Regions from separate parts of the Homo sapiens genome. Here region 1 is linked to region 2. The links are chromatin contacts, found by Hi-C or POLR2A ChIA-PET in ENCODE. All regions are on one chromosome and are shown on one strand. The core of a region is the stretch at or near the end of the contact, and the rest is flanking DNA. Distances in the headings are between cores, read along the strand shown.

What was found. A loop is a pair of places that touch in the nucleus more often than their neighbours do. ChIA-PET counts read pairs that join two places held with the same protein, here RNA polymerase II (POLR2A).
Region 1: a map of endothelial cell of hepatic sinusoid shows a loop between it and region 2 (2.6-fold over the local background). The contact joins two enhancer-like sites. A Hi-C loop is called at or near these places in 1 of 168 maps with a recorded cell type or tissue (endothelial cell of hepatic sinusoid). POLR2A ChIA-PET finds 5 or more read pairs at or near these places in 2 of 52 experiments (AG04450 and T-cell).

What each region holds. Positions count from the first base shown.
Region 1 is chr18:56,374,473-56,380,942 of GRCh38, reverse strand. No RefSeq gene overlaps it. Among named protein-coding and RNA genes, the nearest start is that of LINC03069, 190 kb to the right of the region's middle. Within about 2 kb of position 3,567, at least 2 of the 41 ENCODE cell types and tissues checked have a DNase peak (open chromatin) inside an H3K27ac peak, as active enhancers do.
Region 2 is chr18:56,319,093-56,326,278 of GRCh38, reverse strand. No RefSeq gene overlaps it. Among named protein-coding and RNA genes, the nearest start is that of LINC03069, 130 kb to the right of the region's middle. Within about 2 kb of position 4,603, at least 3 of the 41 ENCODE cell types and tissues checked have a DNase peak (open chromatin) inside an H3K27ac peak, as active enhancers do.

The DNA.
Region 1 (6,470 bases), core at 2,318-4,817, 56 kb before region 2:
CTTTTTCATCTTGTGCGGCTGAAGCCCTGTGCGCAGAGCGACTGTCTATTTCCGCCCTCCTCACCCCTGGCAACCACCATTCTACTTCCTGCTTCAGTGAGTTCGACTGCATTCGATAATGAGGAAAATGGAATCGTGCAGTGTTTGTTCTTCTGTGCCTGGCTTATTTCACTTAGCATAGTTTTGTTTTTTCTTGGGTTAGGGCTATGGTCAGGGCAGATCTTGTGACCCCCGTATAGAACATATTCTCCTTTGGCTGGTACCATGGGGCCTGAGTGGAGGGGAATAGCTGTGTTAAGGGCCTATTTCTATGATAGATGCTTTCTTCACATGACCTCATTTGAGTATCTTAACATCCTAAGAAGGTTCAGTGACCCAAGTTTAACCAATAAGGAAAGAACCCAAAAAGGCTGTTCCCCTTGATCTAGGGTCATATGGCTAAAAGGTGGGGATGCAGGGACTTTAATCCGGGTCTTTTGCAAACCGAAGTTAGTGTTTTTAAACAATAGCCTCATGCTGCTTTTCTGTGGAGGTCTCAGTCCTCCAGTTTTTAGTTATGAGATCCAGAGATGGCATGATTTCTAAATTTGTGAGTCTTTAGACAAGCCTTTGAAAGCTACATGTTAGCTTCCAGATCTCCTCTGTCGCCTGTCTTCCATGGACTCAGTGTCCCACCTGCTGTGACCCACCCAGGAGACCTGGGAGTCCTATTTGTCTCCTCTTTCTCCCTTATATCCAGTCCATATGAAAACTGAGCAAGAGCCATTCCTTACTTTTAACAGACTGTGCTAATGTCAACTGTGGTTTTGCACGTTTCCAAAAGTTAAATTTCAGCTTTGTAAGTGAGGCTTACTGGTGGTGATAAACCAGTGCTCCTCTGAGCATGAGTAGGTGAAAACCAGCTCTACACAGTAATCCCCAAACCCTTCCTCAAGCTCCTTAACCCCCCATTCCCTTTTATGGTGTTTTCCTAACCTAAGCTGTCCGGCCTTCCGGGGAATGGAGTACCCCTCTAGTTACTGTCCTTACAACAGGTGAGGGAAAATTGCTCATCCCCCGTGAACATGAGCAATAGTAAACATGAAGACTCATTAACTTTCCTTGTTATTTCTTCAAGATTTCTTCCATTAAGCGTTCTATTATCCCGTCAAAATCCAAAGTATACTCCAGCAGCCCTTATGTAGCCAAATATACTATGGGTCCATTCATTTAGCATATTGTCGTTTTCAGACTTTATGTCTTGTCAAAGAAAGACACTCACAGAAATAAAACAAAAGAACAGAAGTCTCCAAATGAATGGGCTCGCTTCATGGAGGAGAAAGTTGAAGTATTAAAATCGCTCATCAGATGTTCTGAAAAATCATTTCAGCTGCTCCAAAAAAAAAAAAAAAAAAGAAACAAAATTTTATTTTGAAGGATGTGTTCCAAGAACTTCCCCTTTGATTTTTTTAAAAAACCATCTGTCATGTTTGTTTCATTCCAGCCTTGAAGTAAATAGATTTAGAGAGTGTGCGGCGGCCATTGAAACCTTCCGCAGAAGAACAGAAACAGCCTGCTCTGTCAGTGCCCTTCTGGTACACTTTAATCAAAAGGCTTTGAAATTAAAAAAAAAAAAATTCCGTAGACATTTTGCTTGAGTTTGGAATATGGTGTGCAGAACACAGAATGTTATTTTGACCTATTGTTGAATGTCTCAAAACTTTTGCTTTCAGCAGCAAGGAGAGACTTTTTATTGGCACCGGGGAATTTATTTCTCCTTTTTATGTTTGATTTAACAACCTGAACACAAGACTTCATTTTTCTAATAGAAGTGAGCCTTGGGAATGCAATTCTTCACTTAGAATAAAGAAGCTTGGCATTTTGAATCCTCTTGCTTATTTAACCTCATGATGTAGCTTTCACTTTCTTATTCTACCACGAGGAGTTTGTCCTACCCCCATCACTTCAGCCCCTCCCCATGAGAATCTCCAAGGTATTTGGATGCTTTTCCTAATAATATCCTTGAACTTGATGCTTTTGTCCCTTCAAAGCCACATGGAAAGACCCATGAACTGGGCACAGCTCCCTCCCATAAAGCAGATTGCTCCCTGGAATGAGGAGACTTTCACAGATCAATAACGGCCTGGGAGCATGAAAGAAAACAAGAATGTGAGAAACTCATTATAATATAAAAATATTCTAAATAAATAAATGGCAAGAACTAACATGCTCAAAATAATAGTGTGGAAGTGACTGACAAAGTGTGAGCTTGTAAACTCAGATACATAGCTGTGCAAAACTCCGTGATGATTAAAAATGATGATGCATATAGACTATTTCCATGATAATTCGTTTAAAATAGATGGGCCAACTCCACCACTTATGTGTGTAGATAGAATACAAATTAACATACTTTGTAGGATGTGAAGTAGCCTGATAAATACCTAAAAATATCAAGGATTCCTTAAAATGTAAAGGAAACTTAAAACTCAATGTGACAACATTGAAATATTTACAGAAGAAATGCTACGATGTTTGGGATTCATTTCAAAATAATCTGGTCTGGGTGTTAAGAAAGAGAGGTCAGGTGGGCATTCAGATGGAAACTGACTAAGTACTGATCATCACTGGAACTGTGTGAAGGGCACTGAGGGAGCATTACACATTCCTTGTACTTTTTATATTTTTGAAATTTTCTGTAAGAAAAGTAAAAGGATTGGAGGGAAATCAATGTAACAAACTGCAGCGTATTTAAATATTAGAGTGTTTTATAAGAGACGTTAAGATAGCAAAACACAGTTGGGTATAGTTTATTTTACAAGGTTCCCCCTAAATATTGATAAATAAGACGATAGACACATGAGGGATGACCATTAGAAGCTCCGATGCTCAAATCAACAGAGATTAGAAAGCACAGGAAAAGATGTGCCAAGTGATTCATTTTCATAGAAGAATGATGTCTTAGAATTCAAGTATTTGCATGTTTTATTATATCCTCGAATAGAGGGTAAGTACCTTAAATTGATGGCTTCATTTCTTGAATAACTTTATACCTATCAAAGAACCTAATATTGATCATTGTCTGTAGTAAGCTCTTAGTACCTATTTGGGTATTGGGTGAATTATAACTGTAAAAATTAATATGTGATTAAGCATTTTAGATTCTCAACTGTGCCTGGATTCCTTATTTACAAATACATGTGCCCCAACAATATTAAAGGCAGACAGATGTCACTGTTTTTATTAATAAATAAGAAGAGCATAATGGAAAAAAATAACATTTTTTACTCCCCACTTTCCCCACCTTTTTAATTGGATCTTGGAATGCCCTGTGCAAAGATATATGTAATTTAGAGCTGTTTGACAGGGTGAGCTCGCATTTTCAAGCTAAATTGAAGGGGATGGCTTATGTCACTGACAGATCTACTAGGGTTGGTTTTTCCAAAACAATATTCTGTGAAAGCTTCAGATTTTTCAAAATGCTTTCAATTTAGTGATGTTGTTGGAAAAATATTTGCTTCCAAATCAGTGTGCAGTGTAAAACAGAAGGGCCCAGGCCTTGCTGCTTTGCATTAGCAGGAATGAGGAGTATTATTACAGCCGTTGATTCAAACAGTGTTTCCTGCCGCCGCGGAAGCTGAGCAGTTCTGTAAAAAGTAGGAGGCGATTGCTAGAGTTAATTTTCTTCGAGTCGTTGAAAATACCAAAGCTTACGTTTTAGTAGTGGATGGATTGATAGCTCAAACTGTGGTTGGGAATACTTTGGTAAACATCTTGATATTTTTACATCGTGTCTGACCTAAGAGTTGAAAAAAGAAATGTACGTATGTGCTTGGTTACGATTCTGTTACAATTGCAGTGTGCAGTAGCTTCATCCCCACACCTGGAGATGTTTATCTAGAACCTTAGACATGAGCTTATAACCTTGGAAGTCTTTCCTGCTTGGCATCAAAGTGAAGCTGACAACAGTCTATTTATTTTCTTTTCTGAGAAAGAATATTCTGGAAGAAGTCGATGGGAAGAACATCTATGGACAGTCTTCTGAGTGATGCTCAGAACAAAGTTTAAAATCAGGCATTTTCACTTCAAACTTTTCCATCCTTCTACCCTGAAAAGAGACAACCTGAAGTTTCAGCCCCCAGGGCAGGAGCCCCAGGTGGGTTAAGGGGAGTGGGCTTATTGGACATGGAACCCTTCTGTCTGCATACCCCTTTAGCAGAGTCAGCTTGGGGCTCCTGATGGCAACTGCTTTCAAAATGACTATTTATACCACCTTTAAAATAAAATGCTAACACAAGAGAGATATAACTGAGGGAGTGTCACTTAAATTATATTTTTAAATGACTCAGCAGACTCTTTAGTTTCTGGGGATAATTATGGACTTCACTCGCTTTCAGCAATTCAGAAAAATTTGACTGTGAATCTAATTCCTCAGACTGGAAGCAAAATCTTTGGGTCTGGAAAATTCCCTGCAGAAATAAGTATTTGGAATAGGAGGTAACAGAGGCTGTCCTTGGTCTATTCTGAGACGGTGACACTTGTCTGTTGTACTTTCCAAACTCCTCTTCTAGGCCCTATGGTGTCTCCCCGCTTCATTCCTCTCAACTCCTCATGATTTTTCTTTCCTTTTCTCCTCTCCTCTTCTCTCTTTTCTTTTCTTTTTCCTCCCTCTCACCCTTTTTTCCTTTCTCCCTCTCCTTTTTCCTTCCTTTCCTCTCTTTAACTCCCTTTCTCCTATATCATCACATTCTTTTTTTTCTTATCAAAACTTACTTCTTGTAAAACATCTGAAAAAAATCTCACACAGATAACTAAAATATGACCCCTCGTTGGCACACAAATATCGGGAAGTTATCTGAAAAGAAATAAAAAGTTAAAAAACGAACAACTAAGCCTGAACTTCAGTATTTTAGGCACCAAAAATAATGGATAAGGAAGGTGTATTTTAGAGCAGAAGAATTTGTCCTTGAGGCAATTGGTGACCTGTGGGATCTTTGGGTATTGAAATACTGTCACCCACATCTCTAACCTAGGGGAAGCTTGTGCACACTTCAGAAGAAAGGACAGGCCAAACAGAAAATAGAAAACCGAAAAAGTGGACTTAGGGAGAAAATGGCCTGAAATACCTGGAAAGCCTTAATGTTTAATGAGTGTGTATGTGCTTTCACATGAAGCAATTTACAACCAGACAGCGAAGAGCAAGTGAAGTTTGAGTCCAAGTAGCTGAACAGCTCCTCGAAGTTTGCTATGTGTTTGGCTATGCCCTTTGGGCTCTTCCGCAGACTTGCCCGGTGCTCACAGTTGGACACCTACTGACAAATGCACCTCAGGGCCTGGTTAACACATCTGTCCAGCCTATAATTTGGAAGGCATAATTAGTATTATTACAAAAGCCAGGAGCACATTTGGCATTCTGCAAAACCAGATGAAAATCCTGGAGTTCCCTCCTTTGTGAATTGGGGTGTGACAGCCCCTGTCCTCTGGCTGCCAGCACCATGCCTTTGATCTGGTCTATGAATCTGGAAAGGCTCTTTAACCAATTTGAAGCAGGTAGTGCTGTGAACAGAGAGTCACACCCACGCTCATGCATGGGACAGGCTTTGGGATCAATTTATATCAGAGAAAACTTCTCAGGATTTGGAAACTGAAAAAGAGAGAGGCAGATGGGTTCCACTGAAACTTTATCATCTACTTAGAGCATATGGGGTGGCCTTTCTCTACCTTTATAGGAAGAAACTTAGGTGTTCTTAGTGGAAATTCCTGGGACTGGGCTCTAATTCAGGCAAGACCCCCAATTCAGGACTAGGTAGTGAAGGTGAAGGGGGAAAAAGAGAGATAGAGCCAAGAGGAAGCTGACATGTGAGCTACCAAGATGGGAGGGGGAGAAGAGTTTTACATTAAGATACCAGTTTGAAACAGGAACTGTGATCTACAAGTATCTATGTTTAAATAATGTCTTCCTTTGAAAACTCAGAGTTTTGGCCAAACGCGGTGACTCACGCATGTAATCCTAGCACTTTGGGAGGCCGAGATGGGTGGATCATTTGAGGTCAGGAGTTCGAAACCAGCCTGGCCAACATGGTGAAACCCCGTGTCTACTAAAAATACAAAAATTAGCCGGGCATGGTGGTGTGCACCTGTAGTCCCAGCTACTCGGGAGGCTGAGGCATGAGAATTGCTTGAACCTGGAAAGCAGAGGTTGCACTGGGAGGCGGAGGTTGCAGTGAGCCGAGATCTCACCTCTGCACTCCAGTATGGGCAATGGAGTGAGACTCTGTCTAAAGTCTAAAAAAAAAAAGAAAACTCAGAGTTTTAATACCTGATTTTTAATGGCCTGAGGCAAAATGGGAAGGTACCAGGAACATTGGATCCTTCTCCTGAGTCTCCTCTGATTATTCTGACCTTTAGGGTTTCAGAAATAGCAAACCATGAGAGAAAGAAGAAGAGGCAGGGGAAGGAGGAGGAGGGCTGTGCCACTCACTGGAGTTTGT
Region 2 (7,186 bases), core at 3,354-5,853:
TGGTGAGATTTGGCTGGGTCAGGAGCAGGGGTCCAGTGGCACCTCTCTCCTTCAACTATCTTCTCATCCCCAGTTCCATGTCTGTCCAATCCCCCATTCTATCCTTGTTTTTATTGGAAAAAGAACACGGACCATATCCATGATTAGAAACAGGAAGACAGTGACATGTCTGGTGAACTGGCAGAGTGGGAACGGGGAGGGATGAATAACAGATTACATGAACATAGCGTAGAGTCCAGGAGAGAGACTGGCTCCTGTGAGGACACTTGAAGCTGACTGGCTCCATAGGTGGGTCTGAGGATGGGAGGGGAGAAGGGAGGTTTCACTGAGCTCTACCCTTGTTATCCACAGCTCAGCTAAGGTATCTCTCTAACATAACAATACACAAAGGGGTGGGTGGATTGGACCTTTACCTTTGGTCTTAGAAGTAGCTTATGGGGTTGCTGTTGAGCCACAAGGACATGAGCATCTGTCTTTGGGAGGATGGACAGGGCACTGCACCCTAGAGCAGAGCAAGAAACAGTCTGATGCCTCATAGATTTGAGATAGCTCCTGGAGTCTCCCAGAAAAATGCAAGATGGCAGAAGGAACTCACAATAGGGATGGTTTGGCGGAACCAGCAGGGTTTAGTGAGGTAGTAGAAACCATCACTAGTGTAACTCTGACCCCTTATATACCCGCAGATGGATGAAGACTGAGGACTTTTTTGTTTCCGGGCTTTTTGGATGAATTCTGTTTACAGAAGCACCTGTCCCCAGGTACCCCAGCATGGAACCACAGCCAGTATCTCGGGTCTTGGCTCTGTTCTCCCTCCCTGTGGCCCATTTCACTGTCACTGGTGTCCTCATTCTATTCTCTGGCCCTCAGGCCCTCCTGGATGTGGTTACCCATGTGGGAAGGTTATTTTCTAACTGTTGAAAGTCCGCCATCATAGGGATTCTCTTATCTTTTTTTCTTTTTCTTTTTTGAGACAGAGTCTCACACTGTTGCCCAGGCTGGAGTGCAGTGGCATGATCTTGGCTCATTGCGGCCTCCTCCTCCCAGGTTCAAGTGATTCTCCTGCCTCAGCCTCCTTAGTAGCTGGGACTCCAGGCACCCGCCACCACACCTGGCTAATTTTTGTATTTTTAGTGGACATGGGGTTTCACCATGTTGGCCAGGCTGGTCTTGAACTCCTGACCTCAGGTAATCCACCTGCCTCTGCCTCCCAAAGTGCTGGGATTACAGATGTGAGCCACCATGCCCGGCCACCACTGTGCAGATTCTGTCTTCCACATCTGGATCTAGACAGAGGATTTCTCATGGCCTTAGCATCCTCATGACCAGGGCAAATCTCATGCACATATTGTCCTAGAGGGTCCAGAGCATTCGCTCATTTTTTTCCCACTTTCAAACACAGATTCCCATAGAAAGGAGCACCTCAGTACCAGTATCTGATTTGCCTTAATATATCATTTCTCTTGGGTGAACTTCCAATTTAAAGGTGACAGAAGCATGGCTCACCCTCATCTTGTTCATCTCTACAATGAGCATTTCAGGCCAGGAATGACAAATTGGAGAGAGAAGGCTTTTTGATGGGGAGACAGTTTTTATGAGATATTCTAATCCATATTAATGTGTATAGAAATCTCTGGGGATCCTGTTAAAATGAAGATTTTGATTCAGTAGATCTGGAGAGGAAACTGATATTCTTACATTTCTAACAAGCTCCCAGGTGATGACACTGGTCTGTGGACCACACTGTGAATAACAAGGCCTTAAATCACAGATGGCATCTATTTTTTCCACATTCACCTGGGCAAAGTTCTCTCCTCTGAACCTGTGATGTCTCTTCATGATTCAGGCAATGAAATCTCTACCCAAAATTGGGTAGAGATTTATTGGTTTGGCTGTTTGAAAGAAGAAGGGAAGTTTCCTATAAAGAGAAAGGAAGTCTCTCCAAACTGGAATTCAGTTGTATAAACCAAGTTTTGTGAATGATGTTCTTATTTTTCTACAACTGGTATTAATACTGCTTCAAAAATTTTGCAAAGATGGCATGAGAACTGGTGGGTGTGTGTAGGGGGTGGGGGTGGGGGATGGATATTATTGCAGCCAGTAATGCACTGCACAGAAATCATCCCTTTAATCAGAGAAGCTTAAAATCAGGCCAGGGCATGAAGGTGGAGCAGAGTTATGAAAACTGACAGAAGTCAAAAAATAAAGTCATTTGCAAAATCAGAGTGGGGACAATTTCTTCCTCCTCTCCTTTCATTTCTGCATCAAGCTGAGCCTTGATAGTAGAATTTACCACTTTGCTGTGAGCCCAGCAGGCTGCCTCACCTCCATTAGCACAGCCAGGCACTGTTAGAGGCCATGAGTGGGAAGGGGAGTGGAAGTAGTTTGGGGTTTCTTTTCTTCCTTTGTGTTTGTTCCCCAGGGCATCCCCTGGGTGATGCTAGAAGATAACTTCTTGTCATTACTAAGCACTGCTTGTATCCCCTGCAGTCTTCGGTGCAGGAACCCAGCCACTGGTTCAGGGCACTGAGCTAGGCCCAACGGGGTATGCAAAAAAGAGAAAGCGCTGATTCTTATCACCATGGAGTTTATAAGGTAGCTGCGAAGGGAAGAGACACACTCCTAAGATCACTAACCACATCCAACAGGAAATAATAAGTTCCAAATGGGCACTACGCACAGTAAGGATGTGGGCTGATTGGGACATGGGAAACTTTTAAATGAGGTGATCAGAAAGGCTTCATTGAGAAGGTAGTAATTGATTTAGTCCTTGAAGGGAAGGGAGAATTAAATAGTGCCTGGGAGGTCTGAGATGGTAGTGCAGTTTCTAAGAACATCTTCTTGCCCAAATCCTTTCTGAGAATGGCTTAGGGAGAAGAGGAAAGCTGTGTTTTGATTTATTTTGATAATAGAAGATGCCAGTGGCTGGCCCTAATTGTGGCACAAGCACGCTTTTTTAGAAGGTTTCTGTTTCTTGCTGAATTCTACACAGAATCAGGTAAAGACTATGATACAGTTAAATTTCACCTTCATTATTTTCTTAGAAATATGTTTTATGGAGAGATGCTTCAATTGGGCAGTCCAAATTTCTCTCTGTACTTCAAAAAGCCCCTTAGCACCTGATTTCAGCTTGAAAAATAGTCATTTATATTTCGAACCCCAAGCATTCAATTTTAACCATTGGTAGAAATTGATTAATAATGGCAAAGCTAGAAAAACTCCATAATAATCTTTAAAGAAAACAAAACACTACAGTCATTTTTTATTTTAAACTTTAAGCTTCACATTTCAAAGTTTTATCAAACTATCCCCCCTCCCCATAATTTAAAGCATTGTTTTCCAAGGGAAATTTAATAATAAGAGCTGCCATGTGTTTCTGCTTAATTTTGGAAGCCTGTGTTATGCAGTCAAAGATTCTCATTTGAAAATAATTCCTGTCCTTGTTCTTAAAGTACCAGGGAATAAGATTTAAAAAATATGTTGCAGCTCTCAAGTTTATGTTTTGCCTAAAGCCAGGCCGCAATGGGAGATCAAAGTTTAGAGTGCGGTTCTAAAGTTAGAACTACTGCCTTGCAACGTGCTCACAAATGGGGAGCAGGGCCCGGCAGCTGCCTGCCCAGGTCCTCCAGTAATTAGCTCTGGTGCAGGCGGAGGCCCCTGCCCCTCCCCTGGGTAGGTCCTAGGCCTCAGGGCCTCTGTCGCCTGGGAAGCAATCCCTACAAAGACAAGGCAGGCGTGGTATTTTTAGACCACATGTGTGCACTGTACAGGCCTCCTGTGTTCCACAATTTGCGTTTGAGAGGAGTGGGAATCGAACACACTGCTGTGTTTGCTGTCTGCTGGGCCTGTTGTTAGTGGGGGCTATTTGTCAACATGACAGACTCATCTAATAATGTTTGAGGATGGGCAAACTGGGGCATGTTTGTTAGTCTCAAGTTGTCTCTTGTCTCTCTTTAAAAAGGAATGTGTGTGTGTGTTTGTGTGTGTGTGTGTGTGTGTGTGTGTGTATTTTTTTTCTTAAGCCCCAAAGCCCTCCTCCCTTATCAAATCCCTAACATGGCTATTTCACACCTCAGTAGAACTGATTGTAGACTGTCATTTCTTTTTTTAAAATTTATATTTTTGCAGAGATGGGGTCTCGCTATGTTGCCCAGGCTGGCCTCAAACTCCTGGCCTCAAGCGAGCCTCCGCTTTGGCCTCCCAAAATGCTAGGATTACAGGAGTGAGCCCCCGCTGCTTACTGTCATTGCAGCGGCACAGCTCATGAAGGTTGTCTTCATCTCTCTATTTTCACCCTCCTGGAAGTTCTGCTTGCCTATGGTCAGCCGGGCTGAAGGACTCAATTGTAAATTCAAATGTTAGAGTTCAGAAGTCATAGATGTCTAAGTAAGTGGATCTTTATGGAAAAGGTTCCCAGCCCTGCACCACCAAAAATGAACTTGACCCACAACTACACTTTGGCCTAGCCTGAAAATAACACTGAACTTTGGAAAGTTGGCAAATGATGACGGGAAGCCCGAGCCTTTTCCCCTTGGGTGTGATCTGATGGAATCCCACTGACAGCCACGTGCTACAGTGCGTTCCCCGAACTAGTGCCATCGAGGCTTCCTGTTGACTGCTGGTCCCCTGGCAGCTGTTCAAGGAGAAGCATCTGAAACAGCTGTCTATTTTCAGCCTGCCATCTCTTCTCAATTTCAGATAGAGGGTTTTTACACAGAGCCCTGATTTTACAGTGGCTTCTAACTTTGCAGTCCTTGATACACTTTCTTCTGCAGTCGATAACAGGAAAAACAGGTGAACTGCTAAGTTTCGCTCAAGCTGTCCACTTAGCTATTTTTACCCTTGGTAAGCTGAATCAGCTCTCTGTATTCCTTTCCTAGAAGAGAGAAGATCAGTTCCTTTTGAACAAGAGGCAATAGGAGATGCATTCTCCATAGACGTTTTACCACTTCACCCTTGAAGCTTTTGTGCAGTGATTCAGGAGAAACAGACTCCTTTCTGAAAGTGTTCAGAGTTGCAGAACCCCACAGGACAGTCCCACATCTCTCCAGCGGAAATAACCCTGTTAGCCAAAGCCTCTCTCCTGGTGCTGGAAGCCAGGCCTAAACTCCAGTCCCAGATGAGAAATGGCACATTATTTTAATTCCTCTCTGCCTCTTCAAATGCCAGCCCTAAAAGCTGCTCTAGGTAGAGTCCTTTGAGTTGATGGTGAAAAGGGTTAAGATATTCAGGGCTGTTGGTATGGGTTGAATGTATTTTGCATGTGAGGACATGAATTTGGGGGTAGTCAGAGGCCTGAGTGTTATGGGCTGAAGCGTGCTCCTTTCAAATTCATATGTTGAAGTCCAAACTCCCAGCACCTCGGAATATGGCTGTATTTGGAGATAGGGTCTTTAAAGAGGTAATTAAGTTAGAAAAAGATCAGCAGGGTAGGCTGTAATCCAGTATAACTGGTGCCCTTATAAGGAGAGAAGATTAGGATGCAGATGCACACAAACAGAAGACCAGTTGAAGACACAGGGAGAAGACAACCCTCTACAAGCCAAGGAGAGAGGTCTCAGAAGATCCTATCCCTACTGACACCTTAATTTCAGACTTCCAGCCTCCAGAACAATGAGAAAATAAATGTCTGTGTTTAAGCCACTCAGTCTTTGGCACTTTGTTATGGCAGCTCTTGCAGGCTAACACAGATTGTGGTTTGGTACGAGTGTGGTACAAAGCCACATCAGAGAGAGCTATTAGATATCCTCACTCTAAAATATACCTGGATGGGTGTTGGTAGAAGACTGGGACTAGAACCTATTTCATTTGTTATATTTTGTAAACCTACTTGTTTTGGGGAGTCATTTAAAAAAAAAGGAAAAGAGATTGTTGCACCCTAAGGACATGAACTTGTGCAGTTTTTATTGTGGGGGGAAAAAACATGACACTACCAAACTGGCAATTTCTCACAATACCAGGTGCATTACAGATTGGTGTGTGGGCTTTTGTGAATTGGTTGCATATAAATGAGGAACATTTAAATAAAAAGGAGATCTAGAAACTTTCACTAGTTTTGGGCTTTTATTTATAGCTACTTATGCACAAAGCTTATTTCCCTTCCCATGTAAGTTTTGAGTCATGGCAGTCTAACGGGCTTTTGTGTAAGGTGCTATTGATTTCAGTGTGTAGACAGGGCACCACAAGCCCTCCTGTATGTGAGAAACTGAGAGAAAGGGGAGGAGAAGATGGGAAATGCTGAAGAGAAACCTGGTTTGGGAGAGAGTGTGATTCAGTGGAAAGGGATCGGACTGAGAATTAGAAGCCTGCGCTTAATCCCAGTCTAAGTGAGAAGCATCAAGGTGATATGCCCACATTATTTCATTTTCTTGGACTATGATGTCCTCAGCTTCAAAATGGAGGGCTGGTAGAAGAATATCAAGGTCACTTCTCACTCTGGTTCTGGAGTTCAGAAGGATGGGATTGGGAGGGGGCATGACTTTTGGAGTGGGAGCGCAGGGCCCTGACCTCCCATTCTGCCAAGGACATTGCCCTCACTTTCAACAGTCTCAGGGGTCATCTCCCCCAGGCACTTTCCAGCCTGATGCCACCGCAGTCCCTCTGCCCACAGCACCCTGCTGGGCCTCCTCTCCTCCTTTCCCTTCTCCACTCTGCTCAGATGTTTGGGGCTCAGTGTCATCTGTTTAGCTCTGGGAGCTACTCACAAGGGGAAGTTTTTCACCCTACAGTTTGGTTTGGGGTCTTATCCTCTCCCATTCCAGGAAGATCTGACGGAGAGTCACCATCTTGCATTGACTCACTTCTCTCCCAAGTCAAGCTGCTGGAGTGTGTAAAGGAAATAATGTCCATAGCCCTGTGAGCATATAGCAAGCACTCACATGTTAGCTGTAAATGGGGACATCTACAAGGCTTCTGCACTGATGATCTGCTCCATGTGTTGGTACTTAGTAGGTGTGGCCTCATTGGTGCCAAGGCAGATGTGTTGTCTTAGCTCCACAACCAGATGGCAAAATCCAGGGTAGGCTTGTGTCAGTCTTGATGTTCTGTGTCCAGGCCAAGTTATTATTTTGCATTGCACAAAGTAGGTCCTCAAAAATTATTGTTGATTGATTAGTTATTGTTTGAAATCTTCACCAAGAGGCTGTGCCTTCAGTGACTCTGGTTACAGGGACTCTTTTAAGATTAAGGC